Regions from separate parts of the Homo sapiens genome. Here region 1 is linked to region 2. A link is a loop called in an ENCODE intact Hi-C map of the cell type or tissue named here. Cell type or tissue: mammary epithelial cell. All regions are shown on one strand.

Region 1 (8,000 bases), 290 kb before region 2:
TAACGGGAGAGAAAGCAAGAGACATGGAAAGAGTCTTCAAACTTCAATCCAAATCTTCCAGCTTTGAAAGAAGAGAGGAAGGAGAAAGAGACTTAGACTGAAGTACAATTCTGAGAATGTCTCACCAGGCCAATAAAGTGTCCCAAAGCAAAGAATCCCATTAAAGCAGTCTCATGTTTGATAGGAGTGGCCTGGTTCTAGTACTCCCACCAGTCACTGGCTGGGAGAAGTCCAGGGGACGAATGGTCTTACTATGAATGCCACAGTGAACCCGATTGTGCAGCAGCTAGAGGCTGTCCATCACCTGTGCCCCACAGATACTCTCAGCAGGAGATCTGAGTGACACACCTCCATGATTGTCATGAGGTTGGAGGAGAAGGCGTAAAATAATCATCTGGAATAGAGGGCGAGTGAATGACTAAGAAAATGTAGTCTGTTTCTCAGTCAGCACTAACGGCCTCTTGATAGACAGGTTTCTGACCCAGTGGCTGTGTTTTTGCCCAGGTGTATGAAATTGCTCAGATTCAGGGGCAGAGTAGATGGAAAATGGGTTTTAATCAGGATTGAGGTTCTGTCAAGTTATAATAAAGCAAGAGAGGGGCTTGAGGTATTTGAGGCTGTATGCATGGGAGTGAGAAATAATTGACATGGAATTTAATCTGGATAAAGAAAGAAATAAATACATAAGGAATAATAAATAGTGAAAAAGTAGAAGAACCAACACACTGAAATCCATTCTGGGATTAAGGGATAGATGGAGTTCAGGTACTAAAGAGAGTGAGCTAGAAATGTAGGGCAGGGCACTAGACAAAGAGATCAGAGAGTAGCATATATAAAATTGAGATTATGAAGGGGTTGCAGTCATTGGGAATAATAAGGCCTAGGATATTACCAGGGAAATGAGTGGTTGAGGTAGAATACAGAGCAATATCATCATTGTAGGGGAGTTCCAGAAATGGAAAAGGCAGTGTTGAAGGAATCATTTGTGCTGTGATTTTTGTTGAAATCACCAAGAATTGAGACAGGAATAGTACTGAAGAGTGTAACAAAGAGCCAGTAGCTAAATTCATCCAGAAACAAATAATCCAAGGACCAGAGATGAAGGACAGTAGAAGGTATAGTATGATGAAGTGAGACTCAAAGTTCGAAGAGCTTAGGGTAGAATGGAAGAAGAACAGTCTGAAAATGGTAGTAAGAAACAAGGAGGGACACCTAACCCATATCTAGACTCAGTGGAAGTAGAGTTTCAAGAGGAAAAAAAAATGTCACCAAAGGAAAGGGCTACAGGCGAAGTAGGATCCTCAAAAAAGATCTTGGTTTTGGTCAGAGCAGGAAGGTGAACAAAACTGTGTCAGGGTCCAATCAGGAGAAAAGAACCCACATCAGATAGTTTATTTTACTCAAGGAGTTGGTTATGTTAATAAAAGTTACTGGAAGAGCTGAGAAGCCCAATGAGGTACAGTAAAGAAACTCAGAGATTAACAAGAGTAGAAGGCCACTGTCAGTGATTTTTCTGGAAAGCCCAGAGAAGGAGGAGATGGTTCCATGCCCAGGAGCTCAGCCACCTGGCAGGACCTGGAACCAGGTGGAAGCTGGGACCAAAGAGGAAGTTCATCCAGAAGGAACCAGAACAAAAGAGAAGACACTGCGAGAGGCTGATGTGGAGAGGATGGGGAGGAATACCCTGTTTCTCCTTTACCACCACTCGTTAATGTCCCACCAGTGCTTTCTGTTTTCTGAGCCTAGATGGCAGCCAGGTGACAACAGAGCTTTTGCCAAGCTCTGTCACCTGTAATAGAGAGCAGAGGAGAGGAAAAGTGGGAAACAGGCCTGAAAACAAGCAGGCAAATGATCAGCACAGGAATCCAAACAGCTGATGCTACAAAGGTTTGGCTATGATGTTCCATGAGTTCCTGAGGGTCCAATGGAAATATTTCAGGAGCTGGGGAGGGATTGGACATGGTACAAAATCGAGCATGTGCAGAATTACATGAAAAGTGCGGAAGATAAAGGGAGACCAGAAGAAGTCTGGGGCTTCTTACAGCAACTGAAACAAACAGGAGTTAAGAAAATAATGAGGCTGGTCCTAGTGAGCTGCAAACAGATGGTATCAGGGAGGGCTGGGGACATGTGGTTTACTATTTTTTGGCATTAATGTTAGAAAAGGCCTGCGCACATATGTAAGTCAAGAAAGAAGTGGCTATGGAAAGTAACAGAGATGGATAACAGCAGAAAAAAAAAGAAGAGAAGAGATTAAAAGAAGAAAAAACAGTTAATCAAGTGTAGGAAGCATCTTAGTCTACAAATTCTGATATGTGAGAAATACAGCTTTATTTGTTTCAGAAACCAATCTCTTTCTCGAGTCCCTATTCCACTGAGGTAGTAGAAATGTAACCTAATTCTCTCCAAGTTTTATTTTCATCTAAATTCTTCAATCTTACTTAGTACTAAGGTGTGTGTGGTTGACATGCCTGTGTGTGGCTAGTGTGTGTGTGCACATGTGTGTGATGGGAGTGGGCAATTGAAGGAACACTTGCATTTGAACCTCAGAGTCATCTCACACTGGCATCTACTGTCCCATCTCAGATCACACATCCTCCTCAGTGGCTGGTCCATCTGGGCACCTGAAAAAATGTCCTTGGTTTCCACCTGCACGGTCCCTTCAGGAACTCCTTCTCCACCATTCTTGGTTGCAAAGATGTCATTTGCTGCTCCCTCATGATAATACGGTGTGAGAAACTCTAGGAGCCGTCTAACATCCCATCTGGTTAGAGCCACATGGCAGAGCTGTTTTCCCTTCTCTCACCAGCTGCTCTGAAGAGAAATGAGGTATAGGCTGTCTCTCCTCTCAGATCCCCCAAGCTATCTAGAGCTATTGTCAAAGCCTCCAGCTTGGCACAGGACCTTTTCCAGGAACCCCCCCAAGCTTCCTTGCCTTTTCTCATTTATTTCTTATTCTGATAGCCCAAGGAATCCTTCCTGGTGGGGGAGGCCATGGGTGAAAAGTTTTCCTCCCTAGTTTCCAAGCCGCTTCTGTCTTGGTCTCACTCCTGTTCTAAGCCCTCATGAAGAAACAAAAGCCCCAACAAAGCTTTTTCCCTCTCCTGAGGCAATACATATGGGCTAGTTATTTATATGGAGGCAAGTAAGAGACAAAGAGGAGAAAGTGCCATGGGGAAAAAAAAAAAACCATAGGATAGTCTTTCAAAAATATTATACCTCCCAGAATCCGAGACAAGGTAGCAGCAGGCTGGCCTAAGCATCACACAAGAGCAGAGGAAGGCTAACAGTAAAGAAACATTTTGAGTTGGAGATTACAATTCATACTAAATGGTTATATTTTCTTAAACATTTCCCTTTCATAGGATGAGCTTCTCTGTCAGGAAAAAGGTGAGATACTTTCTGGGAGTAAAATGAGGTCGAATTGAAGAAGGTTTACTAAGGACAATCAGCTCTAATAGCCCTTTGAACCATTAACACGTGGGTTTCTCACAACAGGTAAGGTTGGCATCACAATTCCCTTTTACACATGACAGAATGAAAGCCTGGGCATTCATCCAAAGTCACATGAACCAGTGGCAGTGCTGTGAAGGTTTGAGGTGAGTGGAAACGTTTATTCCCATCAACTCCTGGCTTCCTTCTTCTCCCATGACTGAGCTTTAAAACGTAACTTGTCTTCAAGTGTATAAAACTCTCCAATCAGTGATTTAAGAAAAAAATTTTCTGTGTCATTGACAGGAGTTGTTACCTGCTTGAGAAAATGAAACCAGGACGTGACTCAGCATGGAAAAGTGGGAAGTGATTTTGTGGGAACATTATCTCCTACAGTAACCAATTTTGCTGGGGCTTTGATTTGCTAATGAGCAATACTTCCACAGAAACATACATATTTTCATCATATAACTCCTAAGAGCAGTGCACCTGCCTCCTGGGACAGGCTGGCACAGGCACATTCTTATGCTGGAATCTGTGTCCCAGGGGTCAAGTGGGATGGGTGGAGTACATTTCTGAAGCAGCCTGAAGCAGGAAGAGCAAGAGCTGTGTAATTGTTCAGTCTTTGGAGAGCACCAAAAAGCAGACTCCGGAAGCAGAGTTCAGCCATCAAGTATAGAGCAGAGAGGACACCAGAGGCAAGATCTGAAAGTCCAAAGCAGGTAGAAGCAGCACAGAAGTGAAAATAATAGTCTAGGGGAAGCTTAGCCCTCCAGACTTTACAAGAAGTCAGCAAGTGATATTAGAAAAGAAATAATTATGCTTTAAATACCATCCCCCATGTAAATATTTCTTTTTTTAACTTCATTGTTTAATAACAATGGGTTATAACAGGCAAATGATTTTTTCTGAGATGGGGTCTCACTCTGTTGCCCAGGGTAGAGGGCAGTGTTGCTATCATGGCTCATCACAGTGGGGCTCAAGCAATCCTCCCACATCTGCCTCCAGAGTAGGTGGGACTATAGGGGCGAACCACCACATCTGGCTAATTTTCATTTTCATTTTTATTGTAGAAGTGGAGTTTCACCATGTTGCTCAGGCTGGTCTCAAACTCCTGGGCCCAAGCAATCCTCCCACTTTAACCTCCCAAAGTGCTGGAATTACAGGCATGGGCCACTGCACCCAGCCAGACATGTGATTTTTAATTTGACTTTTTTCTTCATATATTATGAATATTTTACCTTTCCTTTATTTTTCAATCTACAGCAGTTTGATTTTTGCTATGACTGCTCCCTTGTCTGCCCTAATAAAAGAAACAAGTGGTACAATCATTGCTAAATCTAAGGCCACCTCCAGTCTTGTCTTACTTTTATCTTCCTTGGCCACTTCTTCCATAATCAAACATCCGTCCTTTGACTTTCTCAACATGCCTTTATCCTGGTTTTCATCTATTTCTAGCTGTTCCTTCTGATCTCCTCGTTAGTCACTCTCTTCTGATAACCCTTGAATATAGAAGCCAGACCCCTCTCCCTTTCTATTTTATTTTACCCACCACCTCTGCATTTTGATGCATATATTCAAATATTTAGCCCTATCCGTTCCTGACTTCTGGACCCTTATGCAACCTGGATTTCCCACTGACTCGTTAAACTCAACATGCCCAAAGCAGAATTTCTTATCTCTTCTTCCTTCTCAAATATGAGGATCGTCTTTCTTTCAGCTTGGAGGCAGCAATCGTCACAGTGCCCTCTTGCCTCTTCACCGTAGTAACATCAATAACCACAGAGTTGACATTTATGGAACTCAAATGCTATGTTAAGACTTTACAGACATTTTTTAATTTTCTCAAGAAATCTATGAGGTAAGTACTATCATCACCCTTACTTTACAACAAGGAAATTAAAGCTTAGGAAGGTGAAGAAACTTGCTCAGGGACACCCAGCAAATAAGTGACAGATCTAAATGTCAGACATAAAAATGTGTCTCCATAGCCCAGAGATCACACTCCTAGCCCCACACACTCTCATAAAAAGACTCACTAAGTCTGGAATTGTGAAAAATGAATGTTTACAAATGTGAGAAAATAAAATAAAATTCAAAATGTAAAAATTGATTAAGATGAAAACATATGTTGTTTATTCAAATGTAAGTGTCCACCTGGATCAACCTGGCTGGCTCAGCTTGGCAGTCAGTTCTGGTTTCTTCTTGCCACAATCTTGTCTATTTTGAATGCTAGACTACATTGAGCAGACCCTTTGTCCAAGGGAGACCTGGCTTCCAGATCCTGTAGGATCTTCAGCTTCTTCCAAATGCTGCTTATTAGAATTAACCTCACATCTTTGAGCTAGTAGACTCCCCTTTTGGTCTGAATTGACCCTCTGAGCCCAGCCACATTCCCTGCAATAAGAAAAGCACTTCCCTAACTTAAAACCAAGCTTCAGACCTCTCTGAAACTACTTGCTCCTCTTCCTCTCTCTAAATGACTCAACTGGAAGTTCTGACATTTCCATAACACATTCTTCTATGTGTGATTTGGTACTGAATGATATGTTACACTAAGTGATTCCCAAGGCTGGTGCGACCCCTTAGTAAAGACCAACATTACCCATTTCCCATAACCCAGGCTGTTGTCATGGCCTGTCTAGTGGTTCTGTGGCCCAGATTTCATCATCCTTGGAGCCAATCTGGATTTGTCAACTCCCACCCAATCCCCACCCCATTCTTGCCCCCATCCCCAAGGCCTAGAAGACTTTTTAATGATTCCTTCAGTTTTTTAAGACACTGTCCCTCCACCGAACTTTCCTAGGATATATTCTTGTTCTCAACTCATTTGCAGGGCAGTGATCTGTATAGTTTGTTTTGTTTATACAAACATTTATTGAATACCAGCTATTATGCCAACCACTGTGCTTTGAGATTGTGCTAAAGTTAAACAATGAGAAATAATCCCTGAATTCAAGGAAATGCTAGTCCATGTGGAGAACCAATAAGCACACAAATTATACAAGGCAGTGAACCAAATGCTCAGTCAAGTCTGAGAATGGAGCCTCCAAGCTGAAATATTAGTCTTTAGAGCAGAGGTCCTGTGGGCACTATACCTTTAAGGTTCCTAAGGACAGGAAATGAATCTTGTTTATTATTCTACCTCAACCTCTAGCAAGTACTTCAGTACACAGAGCCAGTGCTCAATAAATAGTTGTTAAATGAATAATTGCACCTCCTTACAAATTCCAGGTGATCTGAGTTACATTACGCAGGTTTCACAGAGCCAGACCAGGTAAATGAGAATACTCTTAAATTGTATCCCAGCAGTGCGGTTCATGAGAAAGAATTCTAATGTTGGGCTGGCCCTGAAATCAGTGAAAATGTGCTTTCTCCTAGCAGCCCCCATCTGCCGACACAACTTATCTCTACTGAATATATCTTACACATCCTCAAGTTCAGCTGGATACTTGAGCCTGCAGTCTTTTGCAACCTGTTTGAAAACTTCCAGAAGCAGAAGACTTACTCTCCATGAGGCTCAGTGCAGCTCAGACAACCAAGAACTCTTTCTTTTTGATGAGATAACATGTGTCTTCCTGAAATCTCCACACATTTGCCCTAGGTTTGGCCCCTGAAAACACAAAGAACAAATATGATACTTCTTCCAAAGAATAGCTCCTCCTCAGATACATGGAGGTTGAAGCTCACTGAACCTTCTCTTGGGCTGCCTAAAACTGTCCTCAATGTTACCAATTATCCTGCACTTTCTGAGTTCCCTCATAGCCTTGACTAGTCTCCATTAAACACACTCTTAATTTCTTATATCTTTTTTTGAGTTTAGTAACCACTATAGAAGAATAGAATATACTACTCCAAGTACCACCTGATATCAACATAAACAAGTGCTATTACCTTCTCTATTCTAGATATTATATCTAAATTAACATGGCCTACAATCATATTAAATTTTTATCCCAATCATAGCACATTGCTGATTTATGTTGTGTTTACTGTCGAACAAATTTTCACGTAAGATATTGCCAAGTTGTTTCTCTTCATCTGGGACATTGTATAGTTGATTTTTGACCTAAGGGTGGGGTTTTTCATTTTTTCCCCATTACATTTTATCATGGTAGATTCAACTTATAATTCTAGTAGATCTCTTTAAGGTCCTAAGTCTGTCATTCAACAACTTCAATATTTTTCCCAGTTTAAGCTAATTCATTTATTAATTTAAAATGGGTAATTTATTGAGTACTTCCTGGGGGCTGGACATTGTTCTAAGCACTGGGGATTCAACAGTGAACAAGACAGACAAAGCGCCTGTTTATGTGGAAATCACAAGTGTTAGGGTACAGGTAAGAGAAGGGCTGGGAAAGGGGGCATTGTGAGGTGAGGAATGCCCTCATGAGATGAGCATGCCTTCTATATGTTAGATATTTAATAAGAATTAACCTGATCTCTCTCTCCAAGTTGACAAAAACACTCTGGATATGCTCTCCTGACCAGTTACACTTCTCAGTTGTCTACAGGAATGCCCACTGAGAACCTGGCATCAACAATCTGTTGCATTTCCTTGGTTTTCA
Region 2 (8,000 bases):
AACAGAGAGCCAAATCATGAGTGAACTCCCATTCAAAATTGGTACAAAGAGAATAAAATACCTAGGAATACAACTTACAATGGATGTAAAGGACCTCTTCATGGAGAACTACAAACCACTGCTCAAGGAAATAAGAGAGGACACAAATAAATGGAAAAGCATTCCATGCTTATGGATAGAAAGAATCAGTATTGTGAAAATGGCCATACTGCCCAAAGTATTGTATAGATTCAATGCTATCCCCATCAAGCTACCATTGACTTTCTTCACAGAATTGGAAAAAACTACTTTAAAGTTCATATGGAACCAAAAAACAGCGCATATAGCCAAGACAATCCTAAGCAAAAAGAACAAAGCTGGAGGCATCACGTTACCTGACTTCAAGCTATACTACAATGCTACAGTAACCAAGACAGCATCGTACTGGTACCAAAACAGAATAGAAGCCTCAGAAATAATACCACACATTTACAACCATCTGATCTTTGAAAAACCTGACAAAAACAAGCAATGGGGAAAGGATTCCCTATTTAATAAATGGTGTTGGGAAAACTAGTTAACCATATGCAGAAAACTGAAACTGGACCCCTTCCTTACACCTTATACAAAAACTAACTTAAGATGGATTAAAGACTTGAAAGTAAGGCCTAAAACCATAAAAACCCTAGAAGAAAACTTAGGGAATACTATTCAGGACATAGGCATATTCAAAGACTTCATGTCTAAAACACCAAAAGCAATGGCAGCACAAACCAAAATTGACAAAGGGGATCTAATTAAACTAAAGAGTTTCTGCACAGCCAAAGAAACTATCATCAGAGTGAACAGGCAACCTACAGAATGGGAAAATATTTTTGCAATCTATCCGTCATCTGACAAAGAGTTAATATCCAGAATCTACAAAGAACTTAAACAAATTTACAAGAAAAGAAAAACCCCTCAAAAAGTGTGTGAAGGATATGAACAGACACTTCTCAAAAGAAGACATTTATGCAGCCAACAAACATATGAAAAAAACCTCATCATCACTGGTCATTAGAGAAATGCAAATCAAAACCACAATGAGATACCATCCATGCCAGTTAGAATGGCAATCATTAAAAAGTCGGGAAACAACAGATGCTGGAGATGATATGGAGAAATGGAATGCTTTTACATTGTTGGTGGGAGTATAAATTAGTTCAACCATTGTAGAAGACAGTGTGGCGATTTCTCAATGATTGATAACTAGAAATACCATTTGACCCAGCAATCCCATTACTGGGTATATACCCAAAGGATTATAAATCATTTTACTATGAAGACACATGCACACATGTTTAATGTGGCACTATTCACAATAGCAAAGCCTTGAAACCAACCCAAATGCCCATCAATGATAGACTGGATAAAGAAAATGTGGCACATATACACTATGGAATACTATACAGCCGTTAAAAATGATGAGTTTGTGTCCTTTGCAGGGACATGGATGAAGCTGGAAACCATTATTCTCAGCAAACTACCACAAGAACAGAAAACCAAACACTGCACATTCTCACTCATAAGTGGGAGTTGAACAACAAGAACACATGGACACAGAGAGGGGAACATCACACACTAAGGCCTGTCAGGGGGGTTGGTGGTTAGGGGAGGGATAGCATTAGGAGAAATACCTAATGTAGATGATGGGTTGATGGGTGCAGCAAACCACCATGGCATGTGTATACCTATGTAACAAAACTGCACGTTCTGCACATGTGCCCCAGAACTTAAAGTATAATTTAAAAAAAAAAAAGTTGGCCGGGCACGGTGGCTCACGCCTGTAATTCCAGCACTTTGGGAGGCCGAGGCGGGCAGATCACGAGGTCAGGAGATCGAGACCATCCTGGCTAACACGGTGAAACCCCGTCTCTACTAAAAATACAAAAAATTAGCCGGGCACGGTGGCCGACGCCTGTAGTCCCAGCTACTTGGGAGGCTGAGGCAGGAGAATGGCGAGAACCCAGGAGGCGGAGCTTGTAGTGAACCGAGATCATGCCACTGCACTCCAGCCTGGGCGAAAGAGCAAGACTCTGTCTCAAAAAAAAAAAATTTTTTTTTGGAAGAAAGTGTGGCTATTCTTCAAGGATCTAGAACCAGAAATACCATTTAACCCAGCAATCCCATTACTGGGTATGTACTTGGGTAATCCTTTGGAGGATTATAAATAATGCTACTATAAAGACACATGCACACGTATGTTTATTGAAGCACTGTTCACAATAGCAAAGACTTGGAACCAACCCAAATGTTCATCAGTCATAGACTAGATAAAGAAAACGTGGTACATATACACCATGGAATAATATGCAGCCATAAAAAAGGATGAGTTCATGTCCTTTGCAGGGACATGGATGAAGCTGGAAACCATCATTCTCAGCAAACTAACACAAAAACCACATGTTCTCACTCTTAAGTGCAAGTTGAACAATGAGAACACACAGACACAGGGAGTGGAACATCATACACTGGGGCCTGTCTGGGGGTGGGGGGGTTAGGGGAGGTATAGCATTAGGAGAAATACCTGATGTAGATGACAGGTTGATGGGTGCAGCAAACCACCATGGCACGTGTATACCTATGTAACAAACCTGCATGTCCTGTACACGTATCCCAGAACTTAAAGTATAATTAAAAAAAAAAAAAAAAAAAAGGTTTTGGTTTCTCCACAAATATCACAGTGTAACATATATTCAGGTTCTCTCTGACTCTTTCTCTCTGTCCATCCTTCCACCAATAACTGGTTCATAGTGGGCAGCTCTGAGCACTACAAGAGGTCAAGTTATAATGGGCTCCAAATGTATTCAACAGTACATTTTCCAAAGTAAAGAACTGCTTTTTTGGCTTTTGGTTTTACCATCTTAATGGTGAAACTGTATGTGGATTCATTAAAAGTAAATAACTGCTACTCTCTAAGAGTCTATAATGATGAAAAAAGTCTTCATTAGAAAAAATTGACTGGCCAGACACAGCGGCTCACACTTGTAATCCCAGCACTTCGGGAGGCTGAGGTGGGCAGATCACCAGATGTCAGTAGTTCAAGACCAGCCTGGCCAACATAGTGAAACCCCATCTCTACTAAAAATACAAAAATTAGACAGGTGTGGTAGCACGCACACCTGCAATCCCAGCTACTTCAGAGGCTGAGGCAGGAGAATCACTTGAACCCGGGAAGCAGAGGCTGCAGTGAGCCGAGATCACACCACTGTACTCCAGTCTGAGCAACACAGATTCCATCTCAAAAAAAAAAAAGAAAAAAGAAAGAAAGAAAAGAAAAATCTGGACTTCCCAGAAGCATTTTGTGAGTGCTTTCTTTGATTAATAATTTACCTTAAAGCAATTCAAAGACAAAACTGGTTCATTTTCAAATTCACATCATTGTTGATGATCCAGTCTTACAACCCAGTAGAAAAAATGCCACAAGAGTGGCAAGGCAGTCTGACCAGAGCTTGTCCTACCCGCTACCTTCCACTACCTCTAATCATACTCAGCATTTCTTGAGCACTTGTCACACATCAGGGACTACATTAAACATGTTAGAGGAATTATCTCAATTAATAGTCACAACAACCTGTTTTCCCTACTTTATAGACGAGAAAACATTAGAGAGGTTAAGTAACTTGCCTACGGATACTTAATAAGTGGTAAACAAGACAGGATGTGACTGATTCCAGGCAATATGTGTCTCAATGGCATTTTTACAAGCCAGGGAGCATATCAAAAATGCAGTGTTTACTAAGTCACCTCATATTTCTTTTCTGAATCAACCCCAAACTTATTCATTATGCTTATCCATTAATTGTTTTGTAGCCACTAATTAGCTGTAGCTTGTCCACTGAGAGCTTGACAGACTCATCTGTTTTCCAAATTGACTGTATATGGATTTTTAGAATTTTCTCATTTTAAAATAAAAATTGAGTAGATATGCTCACAGAAGGATTGAAGTTCTATTATCACCAATATTTCATATGTTATTGGGTTTTCAATCTCATTTTGTCTTAATTTTTCTCATTTGTGTTGCCCTTGAAGTTGTAAGTTTTAGGGCTTAGGGGCCATGTCTTTTTGTTTGAAAACAAAAGAGCTTCAGAATAAAAGATTGAAAGATTAAAAAAAACTGTTAGCAATGAATGCTTCTGGGTTAATGGGATTGTGCATAACTTTTTTATTTCTGTATTTTCCAATTTCCAAATTTTCCACGAAGTTCTTATAGCTAGAGAAAAGTATTATTTTAAATAATTTTAACTTCTCTTGTCTATGACAATATATGTTGATTTCCATAAAATGCCTCATTAACACTGAAAATAATCTAAACCCTGGTATCAGTAATAAATAGAAGTAAAATTCTTAGATTCATCCAAGGCAAGGGCTGCATGTGCTGGAGGCCTAGTGAGAGGGAGCCACTCCAACAGAAGAAAGGAGAAAAGTTGGAAGCAGAGAATTTTAGTGCCCTCATCATTGCTCCCCTGAATTCAAGCGGCCCAGGTTCATAAACCCACAGAGTGCTTTCTACAGGTCCACAAAATAAAACCTTACAGCACCCTATATGACAGGTGGGCTCTATAGCAGAAATGTGACTTGTCACCTGCCTGGAGCACAGAGCCATTCACAGTCCCAGAGATGGTTTTTCTAGGCAGTGAAGTGGTTCTGAGATTCTGTCTAGGATACTTTTAAGCATAGACTCAGAAATAACAAGTATTTAATGAAGGTAGTCAATACTAGAAAGATTCCTTCCATCTCAGAGAAAAAACTTGGAAGCTAGAAAGACTTAGGTTTTTAAACAGGGATTGGTTTCTCTGGCATTGCAGATATGTTGAAATACATCGAAACCCTTGCTCTGCCTGCTTCCTGATGCTTTTGTTATTATTGTGCCTTGTGATGTCATCAGTTGTGAGCTGGTGATATCATAGTGCATTATTTGAGCCCTAGTCATCACCCAAGTGCTGCTGAGAGGACAGATGATTGAGAGAATGACAGAGAAAATGTTGGAATCTCCTCCTATGCATGAGTCAGAGAGGAAATTGCTACCATCTTCAAGGTCTACTGAGGAAGCACATACTGAATGCTGGAAGCACCAGGGGAGATCCCCAGCTGTTCTTGTCAGAGCAACCCTGAAAGCAAGATCAGAATGGCTGCTCCAAGAGACTGGACCAGGCCACAAAGCATACAGAGAAAACAAGGGTGGGATACATGGATACAGAGAAAACAGGGGCGGGAAGGGGTATGGGGGACATACTTTGGGAAGAAGTCCTCCAAGAAATAGTAAAATCTTTACTCAGGGAAATAGTACAATGCCTCCAGGAGGTAAGACAGAAGCAAAACTTGACAGAAGCTCATCCTTAATCCCTTTGGAAATACAGATTTCTCTCTGGGCCAGAATCCTAACAAGGTAGCCCAGTGAATCCTTGGAAAACAACCATTAAAAGCACGATTTTATGATTTATAGACTCAGTGACTGAATTAATATCACACTTCTGACGTGTACCAGCTGTGATTTAAGGTGATTACTTAACCTCTCTGAGCCCCAGCTTCCTCATCTGTAAAATAAATAATGAGCCCTAATCATAGAGATGCCATAAGAATTAAATGAAGAAATGTTTATAAAGTACTATGTATAGAAAGTACACAGTGCCTAGCATAAAGTAGGCCTACAAAAAAAATAGCTACTAAGTGTATGTGTGTGTGTGTGTGTGTGTGTGTTTGTGTATAGAATTGTGTATTTTTGAATACCTGGTATATCTCATGACAAAGAAAGATGAGAAGCATTCTGGTTTTGGTTTTGGACTTATTAAAGGAGATATTATGCAAAATGTTTTATATGTCAGAATCCCCCCAAAAAATTAGTCCAAATAACAGTGTACCATGACAAAGTTATCCTGTGTTCTGGGTTAATGGCTTTTCAAACTCATTTGGAGTCGGTTTAGGTAAAATACTGTGCAAGTTTCTATATATCAAAGAAAAATTGCACAGCATAGAGCTAAACAGGCAAGAAAGACTGTATTCAATACTTATTGCCATAGGAGTCAAGTCTATTGCAATAGGGGAGAATGGTTAAACTTGAAAACAAAAAGAGGGAGAATTTTTAAGCACTGGAGTGAGCAAATAGAAAAGTACTAGAGGACATTAGCGCTGGCCAGTGGGAGTAGGCCATCTGTGTTTGCTAGCTGGTGCTTGTTCATGTATTAAAGCTAGGCTCCTATGGTCCCACAGAGACTGGGAAATAGGGGAGCTGTCTTTCTTGATAATTACATTGCAAAGTGGCGGCTCCCAGGTCCTTGTGAAAGACATTCCTGGGTTATAAAACTTGCAAGAGGTTGGGAGAAGATTGACCTCTCAGAGGGCCAAAGAATTTACAATTACAAGCTTTCTACAGTAAATATTCTTCCTTCTGAACTACAGTTCTATGAAAAAGGGGGGAAAAAAGAAAGGAAAAATGAAGTACATGCTCTAAGAAAAAGAGAGCTCAAGGGCCTATACTCGGGAAGAAGCCTGTCTAAAATTTAGTCAAGCTGAGGGGAACTTTAAGACCATCTTGATCATATACCCAGCTTGGCAGGGTCTGCCTTCATGTATCAGTGAGGAGATTGCCATCTAAAGCATGTCTTCTCTGGAAGCACCTGTCTAAAACTAGTTGCCTACCTCCATTTGCAATAACCTGACTTTCATGGGTCTGGACATTCCCCTCATTTGAGTCATTCTCCTGTGTTAGACAACAAAGTTGAGTGCACGGTTTGTAGGAGACCATAGTTAATAACATTGGTGTGATCTGGGGGCAGGAATGAAGGACCTACCTGCATCTCTTATTAGCCTTTCTGTCAGGGAAAGACCTCAGCAAAATTTTGATGTAGACAAAGGCTTTCCAATCTTTCCTTCCTTTTCAGCTCTTCTTGTTTCAGACACCGTATGCCCTCAGCCTCTCCCCTCTCCTTTCGTTTTCTCCCAGAAACTAGCTTCTGAATCTTATACTAAAATGGAACAAACTGGCTAATAGCCTAAAATAAGCCAAAATGTTTGTATATTACTAAAATCTTAAACTTGGTGAAATCTTTTGTTTGGGCCAGCAGTGAGTTAAAATGTTACAGGACCTCACCCTTAATGCTGAAACTGCCCCCTTCTAGCAAACAGTTGTCACATTGAAAGACAGGACAGGAAAGCATCGAGGGAGACCCCAACCTGCCAAGGACAAACCTGGATAGCTGGGGAATGGCCCCATGCCACAGCAGGGAAAGCAGGCACTAAGGTGAATGCCTGGAAATGAGGGATGACAGGGATTCTGGAGGCCCTTGAAGAAGGATTCTAAAAGAATATGTCTAACCAAAGCTGGGAAATGAAGATCAGTGTCTTCTCCCTGTAACTTTTGTCTTGAATGAGTTCTAGAGATGAAAGAATATGAGACCCTAAAAAACAACCCTTCTGTTCACCTTTACCCCTCAAGTACTGTCTCAGGCCTTTCCTTCTGGTCTCAAAGCTCTTTTAGGAGATGGAGTTCCCCATACAGTCCAAATAATATGTCAATTGCTTCTATATCACTACTCCTCTCAATAATTCATTTTAATACGTATAGCCAAGACACAGTTATATGAGTTAATATATGTAAGACAGGAAAAGGGTTGCTGGTATATAATAAGGTATATGCTATATGCATATTAGCTATGATTTTTATCATTATTATGCCACAGCCCTGATTGTGAGGGATATTTGTCAAAGCCAGAGTAGAAAGATACCCCAGTTATAGCTGCTAGGTCAGCACCATAAAAGAGAGGAACCCAGTACATATCCATAAAGGAAGATGCAATCATCCTGTTCTTTATAATGACTTAAGATAGCAGGATGGATAATATCTTTCCAGAGACAGACTTCCCCAAGGATGCCAGTCTTGCTGCCTTGTATCAGTCAACTGAACCTATTCTTACTTGGGGTTACCTCTGCCCAGCACCACAGATACATGTAGGATCTGAATGTGGAAGATCTCCAGCTCTGGT

The links. Hi-C counts contacts between places; a loop is a spot of excess contacts. Peaks named below come from ENCODE experiments on the same cell type or tissue, not always from the same donor. Only the 100,000 strongest peaks of a DNase experiment are listed, where the experiment ranks them.
Region 1: a loop joins it to region 2, with 11 times the contacts of the local background. A loop is called at or near these places in 1 of 110 quality-filtered maps.

What each region holds. Positions count from the first base shown.
Region 1 is chr3:102,191,389-102,199,388 of GRCh38, reverse strand. No RefSeq gene overlaps it. Among named protein-coding and RNA genes, the nearest start is that of ZPLD1, 240 kb to the left of the region's middle. RefSeq lists an enhancer at 3,485-4,684. In mammary epithelial cell, no CTCF peak of the experiment used is centred here; DNase peaks (open chromatin) are centred at 3,858 and 6,658; H3K27ac peaks cover 5,348 bases.
Region 2 is chr3:101,899,218-101,907,217 of GRCh38, reverse strand. No RefSeq gene overlaps it. Among named protein-coding and RNA genes, the nearest start is that of RDUR, 38 kb to the left of the region's middle. In mammary epithelial cell, no CTCF peak of the experiment used is centred here; DNase peaks (open chromatin) are centred at 3,587 and 4,957; H3K27ac peaks cover 1,461 bases.